3 separate regions of the Homo sapiens genome follow, and all the other regions are linked to region 3. The links are chromatin contacts, found by Hi-C or POLR2A ChIA-PET in ENCODE. All regions are on one chromosome and are shown on one strand. Each heading gives the region's core, a stretch centred on a gene start or an enhancer-like site at or near the end of the contact. The rest is flanking DNA. Distances are from core to core; before and after follow the strand shown.

The links. Hi-C counts contacts between places; a loop is a spot of excess contacts on that map. ChIA-PET counts read pairs that join two places held with the same protein, here RNA polymerase II (POLR2A). Pooled maps may share reads with other maps.
Region 1: a pooled map shows a loop between it and region 3 (3-fold over the local background). The contact joins two enhancer-like sites. A Hi-C loop is called at or near these places in 8 of 37 single-sample maps with no recorded cell type and 11 of 50 pooled maps. POLR2A ChIA-PET finds 5 or more read pairs at or near these places in 1 of 52 experiments (common myeloid progenitor, CD34-positive).
Region 2: a loop to region 3 is called in a map with no recorded cell type, with 2.4 times the contacts of the local background. The contact joins two enhancer-like sites. A Hi-C loop is called at or near these places in 1 of 168 maps with a recorded cell type or tissue (Right ventricle myocardium superior), 3 of 37 single-sample maps with no recorded cell type and 4 of 50 pooled maps. POLR2A ChIA-PET finds 5 or more read pairs at or near these places in 2 of 52 experiments (IMR-90 and activated T-cell).

Annotation. Positions count from the first base shown.
Region 1 is chr4:159,046,338-159,049,741 of GRCh38, reverse strand. It overlaps a transcript of SPMIP2 not described here. Among named protein-coding and RNA genes, the nearest start is that of SPMIP2, 13 kb to the right of the region's middle. Within about 2 kb of position 1,446, at least 14 of the 41 ENCODE cell types and tissues checked have a DNase peak (open chromatin) inside an H3K27ac peak, as active enhancers do.
Region 2 is chr4:159,009,190-159,012,676 of GRCh38, reverse strand. The region is part of intron 1 of SPMIP2 (sperm microtubule inner protein 2); the gene reads left to right. Among named protein-coding and RNA genes, the nearest start is that of SPMIP2, 24 kb to the left of the region's middle. Within about 2 kb of position 1,921, at least 8 of the 41 ENCODE cell types and tissues checked have a DNase peak (open chromatin) inside an H3K27ac peak, as active enhancers do.
Region 3 is chr4:159,201,281-159,204,808 of GRCh38, reverse strand. All of the region lies in intron 3 of RAPGEF2 (Rap guanine nucleotide exchange factor 2), which reads right to left. Among named protein-coding and RNA genes, the nearest start is that of MIR3688-1, 74 kb to the right of the region's middle. Within about 2 kb of position 1,653, at least 3 of the 41 ENCODE cell types and tissues checked have a DNase peak (open chromatin) inside an H3K27ac peak, as active enhancers do.

The DNA.
Region 1 (3,404 bases), core at 197-2,696, 150 kb after region 3:
TGATCAATATTCTTAACGAATCATAAAAATTCAGAACATTCTAAAGAATAAATACCTTTAAGAAAAGTTGATGGAAAATCCTAAGCTGAAATCAAACAAGTGATTGTATTTAAAATCACTTGATTTGCCAAAATAGCTAGAAGAGAAGCTTTGGAATATTTCCAAGAAATGACAAGTGTTTGAGGTGAGGGATATCCTAAATGCCCTGATTTGATCATTACACGTTGTCTGCGTATATCAAAAGAAGCACCCCAAAAATATATACTACTATTATGTATCAATAAGAATTTTTTAAAAAAATCACTTGGTTTGCATTCTATCCCTTAATCAATCTTTGCGAATCTTGATCTCATCTATATGTTTCAGACTATTTTCTTACATCTTCTCAACCATTTTCAAAGCTATTGTGGTGCTTTTAGGAAACCAGTAAAACAATTCTTAACAATTCTTAGACTTGTGTGCAGCGAAAGAACAGAAAAATACGAGAGCTTACTTGGTCCAGCTGGACCTTCTTGTTTACTTAAATAAAAATAATAAGCTAATCTGTGTTGAAGATAGAATCCACTGAAATGTCACAAACTGACGTTGCTTTATCTTTCTCGACAGTGTTTTCTCAGAAATCCCTGCCATCTTTTTGTCAATTTACAATAGAGAATTCTTTTATTTTCTTTCTATGAAAATCAGAATTGGTAATATTTAATAAATATAATAAATGCACCTGACATAACCTTAACATTTGACATCTATATTTTAAGTCATTCAAATTACATTATGTCAACTAAAAGCCCACGTTTTATACTCCGATTCAAAAAAAATTTTAACTTTATATCATTTAGTAAATTATCTCAGGTTTTAAAAAATAATAATTATTAAGCCTAGGATGGTGTCGCATATCTGTAATGCCAGCTAAGTCTGGAGGCTGAGGCAGGAGGATCACTTGAGCCTAGAAGTTAGAGTCCAACCTGGGCAACATAGGGACACTCTCTCAAAAAAAAAAAAAAAAAAAAAAAGTGGAAGGGGAGAGAAAAAATTATTAGTTATCATTGTAAACAAATTTCTTTGACAATATCATCCTTTGCAAACTGATAGGCATTTTCAATTCGGGATCCTTGTGTATATTGAATGTGGGAGGAAAAACCGTGCAAAGCGTCCCCTCCCCCTGCTTCTGGTCCAAGATTTTCTTGTGGCTCGGTGGCTCTAGGTTACGTCCATGTGGCTCTGAGCCAAGAGAAATGCCTATGGAAAGGCTGTTCTCAACAGAGGGCTGTCTGCCTTTGTGAAAGACGAGAAGACAAAGCCTAATACAGTGCAACTTCTTTAGAACATTTTCCAGGGAACTGAACATTTTGAATGTTGTACGTGGGAAAACATGCGCCGTGAGAGCAGCACAATGACGGCATTTCACTGTACTTGCACTTGCCAGGCATTCCAGCGCGCCCTGCCTACGAGGCTAACAAATGGGCTTCAACAGGAGATAGCACAGGCTCGGGAAAGCTCTCCTACCCCACCCCCTTTTGTGCTTACACAAAACGGTCAATTATGTCCTTCTGAAACAGAGGCCAGGTCTGTTCTCAAATACCATGCTTTGGAGGAGGTATGATTACTTAAGCGAGTTCAGGTGGCCTAGAGAAAGGCAAAAAGGCAAAACAGTACCTTTACAGACTGCAAAACATCGCTAAAAGCATGAACAATCATCTCTGAAGGAAGGTAAGCACACCAGCACGCGGTAAGCATCCTCATCTCTAAAGACTGGGAGCAGGAGCTCTTTTATTTTCCCTCTTTGTGCTTTCTCTATTACATGCCATTCTGTTACATGCTATCATATCATGGTTCACATATTTGAAACCCCGTCTTCTTATTCATTTAGATTTATTTCAGATTATACAGAATCTCAGGCCACTGAGGAGCAGGTAGTGGGGCAGGCCATTCTCTTTGTCTTTCTTCCATTGTGCTGTGTAGACCCAGAGGCAGGGCTCTCCATAGAACTGGGATTGGGCAACCTCACTGTCAACTACTGGCTCCAGCCTAGTTACTTTTCTGCAGAGCTTGTTTGGTACAGCGCAGGAAATACTACTTCGCTGGGGTTTTCAGTTATCTAAGAGCATCTTGGTATTTTTCAGATTACCAAGAATCTGTGGCAATGTGACTATGACTCAACAGATAAAGCAACCAAGATAGATGACTGATGGAAACCCTGTGTTTTCTAAGCATGTATGATAAGCACTAGGAGATAAAAAAAAATTTAATCAATCAATGGAACAAGGCAGGAATGAGAAGAATGTTTCTAATTTAAAATCTAGCATAAATTTTGCCCTTAAAATCAGAGAAAATATAAAGAATCAGGAAATTTTTTAAATACAAAATTAATCAAGAAAAGTCTTGCTTAAATAGATGAGTATATGGTTTCAGACACAAATAAATGTATATATGTATGGGGTTTTCCTTTTCTGTTAGGATTAAGTAACTTTTTGGAGCAAATTTATTTAGAAGTTGATTATTCAGTTTGTGTATAAAAATCTACTTTTTATAATTTTTTTAAAAACTATAAAATGCACAAGATTAGATTTTTTTGAAAAACACAAATAATATTTTTAACTTTTCTAAATGCTAGGTTCCAGAGCATAAGTGGTCTAACAAAACTGATCAAGTCATGGTCACTGAAGTGGAGTGCTCTAAAAGGCCTCAAAGAATACAGGAATGAAAGAATGAGGCAACCAAAGGTCAAAGTCTGGATAACTTCCAACTCTCTGTCCATCAACCCCGCCTTACCACACCTCTTATGGATCGATCATTCTTCCACCATGTGATGGGTTGTATAGAGTCAGCTTTGATGCTTAACAGGCTGAAGCAGCACTATAAACAGCTGAAGGGCTGGGCGTAGTTGCTCACGCCTGTAATCCCAGCACTTTGGGAGGCCAAGGTGGGTGGATCACTTAAGGTCAAGAGTTCGAGGCCAGGCTGGCCAACATGGTGAAAGCCCGTCTCTTCTAAAAATAGAATAATTAGCTGAGTGTGGTGACATGCACATGTAGTCCCAGCTTCTTGGGAGGCTGAGGCAGGAGAATCGCTGGAACCAGGGAGGTGGAGGTTGCGGTGAGCCAAGATTGTGCCACTGCACTCCAGCTTGGGCAACAGAGCAAGACTCTGTCTCAGTAAAAAAACAAACAAACAAACAAAAAACAAAACAAGAAATGAACAAACAAAAAAACACCAAAACTGAAAGTTCAATATTTAACATTCTTGCTCTTAAAATACTCCCAGTGCTGCTGAGGACTTCTCATTGGCTACCTGTAACCTGTATCCCTACCTCCTGTTGTTCATGCCCTTTGTAATGCCCTCCCCTTCAATGTGAGCTGGGTTTTGTGAACTTGTTTCTAGCAAACACGATGGGGCAGAGGTGATGA
Region 2 (3,487 bases), core at 672-3,171, 190 kb after region 3:
TCATTTGAGCCCACGAGATTGAGGCTGCAGTGAGTCGTGATGGCACCACTGCACTCCAGTGTGGATGACAGAGTGAGATCCTCTAAAAAAAAAAAATTATTTCAACATACTGTGGTGATAGGTTAGCTAAGGTTATTCATGTTAAAAATGCTGCCACTCCTTCCCTAGCAGTGTTCTCACCATGTCTATTGAAAACACATTTTCTGATCTTTCCTCTCTGGGTGCTGTGAAGGTATCAGATCAGGTATCATCTCAGCCCACATCCTCTGAATTGAATTATGGTATTTTCGATCATGATGTTATTTGTTTTCAACTCCACATTACACGTAATCATGTAGCTCATACATCAAGTTTAGGAATATATTTCTTCACATAGCCCATGATCTCTAAGTGCCAATACTCTGTGCTAAGTAAGATATCTTAAAATTTTGTTTTAATAGAGCTAGGGTCTCACTATGTTGCCCTGGTTGGTCTTGAACTCCTGGGCTCAAGTGATCCTCCTACCTCAGCCTTCCAAGTCATGGAACTACTGTTCTTGGCTTTAAATTTTTTCTTTATAATTATTTTCAATTTTTATAGATTTAAGAAGCCATTTGAGGAATAATTTTTTTTTTTTTTTTTGAGACAGAGTCTTGCTCTGTCACCCAGGCTGGAGTATAATCGTGTGATCTTGGCTCACTGCAACCTCTGCCTTCTGGGTTCAAGTGATTCTCCTGCCTCAGCCTCCTAAGTATTACAGGTGCACACCACCACGCCCAGCTAATTTTTGTATTTTTTTTAGTAGAGACGGGGTTTCACCATGTTGGCCAGGCTGGTCTCAAACTCCTTACCTCAGGTAATCCACCCACCCTGGCCTCCCAAAGTGCTGGGATTACAGGCATGAGCCACCAAGCCTGCTCAGAATAATTTTTTTTTTTTTTTTGGGATGGAGTTTCGATCTTGTTGCCCGGGCTGGAGTGCAATGGTGCAATCTTGGCTCAACACAACCTCCGCCTCCCAGGTTCAAGCGATTCTCCTGCCTCAGCCTCCCCTGTAGCTGGGATAACAGGCATGTGCCACCATGCCCGGCATGTATTTTTGTATTTTCAGTAGAGACAGGGTTTCTCCATGTTAGTCAGGATGGTCTTGAACTCCCGACCTCAGGTGAACCACCCCACCTTGGCCTCCCAAAGTGCTGGGATTACAGGCGTGAGCCACCGCGTCCAGCCAGAATAATTTTTATAAGCATTAATTAACCCAGAGAAAATTACAAAACCCTAAATGTTGTAATAGTTGTTTTCAGTATGGCATCACCACTCTCTAAATACTTCAATTAATCCCAGATCATGATAAAAGCTTTTAATTACTCTATACTATTCTTTAACTACCTCCTTTTGCACACATCAAAGAATGGGGATTTATATTTCAAATATTTAATACCCATTAGGCATTCTATATGTTCCCTAAGAATTATTTAGAATGATTACATTTTCATTTTTCAGGCTACTTCAGTTGAAAGACAGATTGAAGTAAAATTGGCAAGTGAAAGTCAATATTTAACTGGTACTTCACTTGGACATTTTATTCTAGTTTCAAGCTTTGAGGTAAATAATTGAGTGAGGGAGGGGAACAGGAATCAGCTCTGTTTTGTTCAACAGTTTCCTCAGGATTTTATACAAAGAGAGACATCATGTGGTTATGTTTGCTGAACATATAAACCTAGGAAGAAGAGAGAGTAAAATTCGATGACAATTTGGACTGTAAAAGATGTTACTATTTTAGAATTGGGTCTGAAACTCACAAAGTTATAATTTAATAGGACTAAATATGAAGCTTGCACTTAGAGTTTAAAAATCAACAATCCAAGTAGAGGATAGGTAAGACATTATGCAATAGGTTGGTGTGGAGCGTGGAGCTGACTGCAGACTGGAGATGTGCCCGGAGGTTAGCTCAGTTGCCAACAAAGCTGACACAATAACAGGCTGCATTAACAGAGAGCTGTGTTCCAGAAACAAACGCTGCCCCGATTGGGCCACATGGTAGCATTATTTTTGGTTATGCATGCCACATTTTAAGCCAGATGTTAATAAATTGAAGAGCATCAAGAGGCAGAGTGGTGCAGAGCCTGGGAATGTTGTTACATGAACGCCTGAAAGAAGTGGGGAAGCCTAATTTGCAAAAGAGCCTAAAGTGACCCTTTCCTGGGATCTCATGGGCTATTTCAATGAGACGGGGATTCTTTACCAGAATTCAGAATTCAGACTACTGTGTGACTGTTACAGGAAGGCAGATTTTAGTTCAATGTATGGAAGAATAATTAGACCTGTCCAAAAATAGAATGTGCTTTTGTTACTGGAAATATTTTGTCAGTTGGATGAACACGTGCTGTGAAGGGGAGCCCACATAGAGTGCAAGGTCATACCTGCTGACCTCTGAAGGCTGCACCTATCCAAAGCTCCCTTAGAACATCCTGGAAACCATGTATCTCTGCCAATACTGTGTACAGTATAACTGAATTTAGGGCTGTATTTATGTGATTTTCAAACAACCAACCAGCCATACAAAGTAGATTAACAACGTGTCCACTAATACATCAGGGCATATGTTTATTTCAGCACCGGGATTTTGCCCATGGTCTCTGCTGCAGAAGCAACCAGAAATCACAAGGAGTAGTTTTTGTTTTTTGTTTTTGTTTTTGTTTTTTTGTGACAAAGTCTCCTCTGTCATCCAGGCTGGAGCACAATGGCGCAATCAAAACTCACTGCAGCTTCGACCTCCCAACCTCCTGGACTCAAGTGATCCGCCCACCTCAGCCTCCCAAGTAGCTGGGACTATAGGCGTACACCACTGTGTCGGGCTAATTTTTGTAATTTTGCATTTTTTTTTATTAACAGAGATAAGGTTTTGCCATATTGTCCAGGCTAGTCTCAAACCCCTGGGCCCAAGGGATCTGCCCACCATGGCCTCCCTAAGTGCTAGGATTACAGGCATGAGTCACTAAGCCAAGCCAGTAGAACTCTTAACTAACCCTTATGAGAGCCTCTCAATAGCAACGGAAACATGGGGACATTTGAAGATAAGATTACCTTTCCATGCAAAAGAGCAGCAGCTTGGTGTCCTTTGTTGATTCTAGGAATATATAAATTGCAATTTCAGAGTCCATAATTAGATGCTTTGAAGAATGAGAATGCCAACATTGCTAGTCTTGGTACATTAATTAATAAATGTTAGAAGTTACTTGGCACTTCTTCCCCTTCAGAAACAACAGCAAGAGCATAGGGCAGGGGTCCTCAAACATGATGCATCAGAATCACTTGGAGGGATTGTTAAGACAGATTGCTAAGCCTCATTTTCATGGTTTCTGTTTTAGGAGATATAAGGTGGGCCCTGAGATTTTGCATTTTTAATAAGTTCCCCAATGATGCTTATGCTGTCGGTCAGGGGATCACATTTGCAGAACCATTGGTATAATGAATGAATGAACACTGTATGAGAAGCCATGCTATAA
Region 3 (3,528 bases), core at 404-2,903:
CCAAATCCTTCTTAGAATCTCAGAATTTGACCACAGGATCTTGAGCTAGGAACCACAATGGACAACTGATTTCATTTCAATACATCTCATCCCACAATGGACAAAACGGAAGTCACAAAAGCCCTGGTTTATAACGAGAAACTCTAAAAGGCTCCTGTTTCTGTTTTTCATCAACAGGAAGGAAATTAACGAGGCCAAACAAAACCAAATACAGACCATTATAAAATGATCAGTTCACCTTCCAATGTAAACAGATAGAAAGCCTCTGGGGCAATCAGAACTGTATGATCCCCGCTGAGCATTATCCCAAGTCTAAACAAAGAATAATGGGCATGAGGGAAATACTTGATCTGACCCCCTCACCTCTCCCACCTTCCTTCCTACTACCCCTCAACATAACCTGCTGCTCCTGACAGGCTGCTTTCCTTCTGTTCATTCCAACTCTGCCATGCTGTTCAAGATGTTTACCTCTCTCCATCTACCCTCTACATCCCACTGTACCTTAAGAGATGGCTCAAAAACTACTACTTTAAGAAAATCTTCTCACTCACTGTTTTCCAAACTCTAAAATACTTAGCCCATCTAATTTCATTGTTTTATGTTTTTCTGTAATGATTTCTTATTCCTGAGCATCTTCTTCCAACTACAATGAACTTCCTTTCAAGGCAGGAACTGCGCATCATGCCTAGTAGAAGCTGGGAAACATTTCAGTGATCATTTGCTCAGGTAAATCGGATCAGATGACATCCTTCTGATGAACCCCATGGTCCTTCACAGGAGAAGGTCCAAACCCCCTGGCAGAGCCCATGAAGGAAGCAGGAAATGCTGTGCAAAGAGCGCAGGTTCTGGAGCACAGATTCCTTCTTCCACGCTAGCCACGTGATCGTGGTAAAGTCAAATTCTGAGATTCTAGTTCCTCAACTGCAAAATGGAAGACATTGATGCCTTCTTCACAGAGCTCCTTTTATTTAATGAAACAATATATATGCAGTACCTTGCATGATGGTAACAAAAAATACTAGTTCTCTTCATCTTCCTCATCTCCTTTCCTCTCTTACGATCGTCTCTGAAAGGACCAACCTACAGCTTTGCTTTCTGCTCCCAACCCCAACATTCCTTATGCTGCAAACTTCATCCTGTTCGGCCAGGCCACACATTTTTTTTTCCACCTATGCCACAAAGGTTTTGAACAAACCTGCAGTCTAGCTTCTAAATAGTATATTTTCTCTTGTAAATTTATTACTCATCCTTCTAGTTCCAGGTTAACTATCACCTCCTCTGAGAAGTGTTTTGGTATATTCCAAGGAAAGTGAGTCGCTTTCTTCCAGCTTCCCAGTGCCCTGTGTACATGCTCACGTGACGCAGGTGCCAGAACGTCATAATTATTCACATTGGGAGTTTCTCCTCAATAGTTTTTAAACTCCTCTAACTCTTAAGTACCCCCAATATATACACTACATAATGCTTGATTGGCACTCAAATATTTTCTTAATAAGTAAATTAATGAACTGAATAGACAGGAACCCAGGTAAGGTATTAAAGTGCTTGAAAGTCAAAGATGTGAACTTCAGTTTACCAGTAAATGGAAAAATGGAGCCAGGATCTAAGAGCCTCCTCGGCAATATCCTAGAGATCCACAAGGTGGCACTCTCTCCATGGGAAAGAGCTGTGTGTGCCGCTCCACATTCTCATTTAAGGAGGTGGCCAGTAAATGCAAGCGATCAAGTTGAAGTTGACAAGGGAACTGAAAGAACAAAAAACTACTAAGTCCAAAGAAAACTGATTAAATCAGCAAAGACAATTATTAGAGGGCAAGAAAATAACTGTGAAAATGCTACTTCATTCAGCTGTTAATACAATGTGAAAACTTAAGTGAGGCCCAGTCAGCCAAAAAGGTTGCTCATGGAGGCCAGGCACAGTGGCTCACGCCTGTAATCCCAGCACTTTAGGAGGCAGAGGCAGGTGGATCACCTGAGGTCAGGAGTTTGAGATCTACCTGGCCAACATGGTGAAACCCCGTCTCTACTAAAAATACAAAAATTAGCCAGGCATGGTGGTGGGTGCCTATAGTCCCAACTATTCGGGAGGCTGAGGCAAGAGAATCGCTTGAACCCAGGAGGCGGAGGTTGCAGTGGGCCAAGATCATGCCACTGCACTCCAGCCTGGGCAACAAGAGCAAAACTCCGCCAAAAAAACGAAGAAAGAAAGAAAAGCCAAGGGGGACTGACAAGGAGAGAAAAGAGAGTTGAAAGAAAACAGAGCGGCAGGCGTTGCGGAAGTGGCTGTGGGTAAAGGATGCTGATCCTAGAAGACCATCAGCTCAAAACAAGACTCCCAACAGCCACAAACATGGCCATCTAAGTTTTGGGGGGTTTTCGGGAGTGGAGAAGCAATAAACAGAAACAGAAAGAATGGTGCCCATGCAAAATCTAAGCAAACTGGAACTAGAAGTTAGTGCTTTCCCAGATGATCCTGACAAAATATGAAACAAGGAGGGTGTATGGGGTACAAGAAGAGACTCCTCCCACTCTAGCAGAGCAAGTGCAATATGGCCAAGCCTGAAGCGGCCCAGGGGAGTGAGGAAGCTCCTCTAAATGCTTCACATGGACAGCATTAACAAGGTCATTAAAACAGAGAAGCAAAAAGATGGCGATTGCTTTGTGAGAAAGAATAGGCAAAATGTCCAGAAACAGTGGCTGAGCCGAGCACACGACACAGCTATCTGAGACAGGTTCGGCACAACTGAGAACCACATATAGCATCAAATACCAATTTTGGTGCTATTTTAGAAAGGTCACTTTATACTATCCAGGATGTAATACCGCACAGTATCACATTCAAAAGACAAAGCTGTTGGCATCTGGAGAAAAGGAGACAGGAATCATCATCGAGGGCTATTGATCACATGCCTATAAAACAAGAAAGTGAAATAAAATGAAGACTAACAAAGGTTCCAATAACTACATGGGGACCACAAGGAACTCCAGAGGGCCAGCCACCCATGACCAAAAAATAGAAAAACACCTTTATTTTCCTGTATCTGCGGTCTCACCAACACCCTCCAACCAAAAGATAAAGGGACAACTTCCGAAGCTTCTCCCTCTTCACAGCCTATCATCACATTCTGCGGGTTCCCCTCCCAAGTCTCTATCGAAACCCTTTGCTACAGTTCAGGGTCCCATTTTTGCTCACCTACACTGCTGTTATTACAGACTTCTGGCCAGCTTAGACTTGTGCTCTCAAATATACGATTATGCCAAAAAACCACAGTGAAAATTACTTATTTACAACAAATTATCCTCTATCCTTTTATAGGCGTCCCGCAGACAGTTGAGATCAGAGGTTTTCAATGTCAAGAGCCCTTGGGATTTCAAGGCGTCCAAACCTCTTTCAACCATAATAGCTACTATTGTTGGGCTGAACAGGATTTTCTATGAACAAAGTGTTCCACGGCTTCAAAAAAATAAGTTCTAACAATGGCCACCTTCCAATAGACAGATGGCTTTCCAGATACACAATAATTTTAAT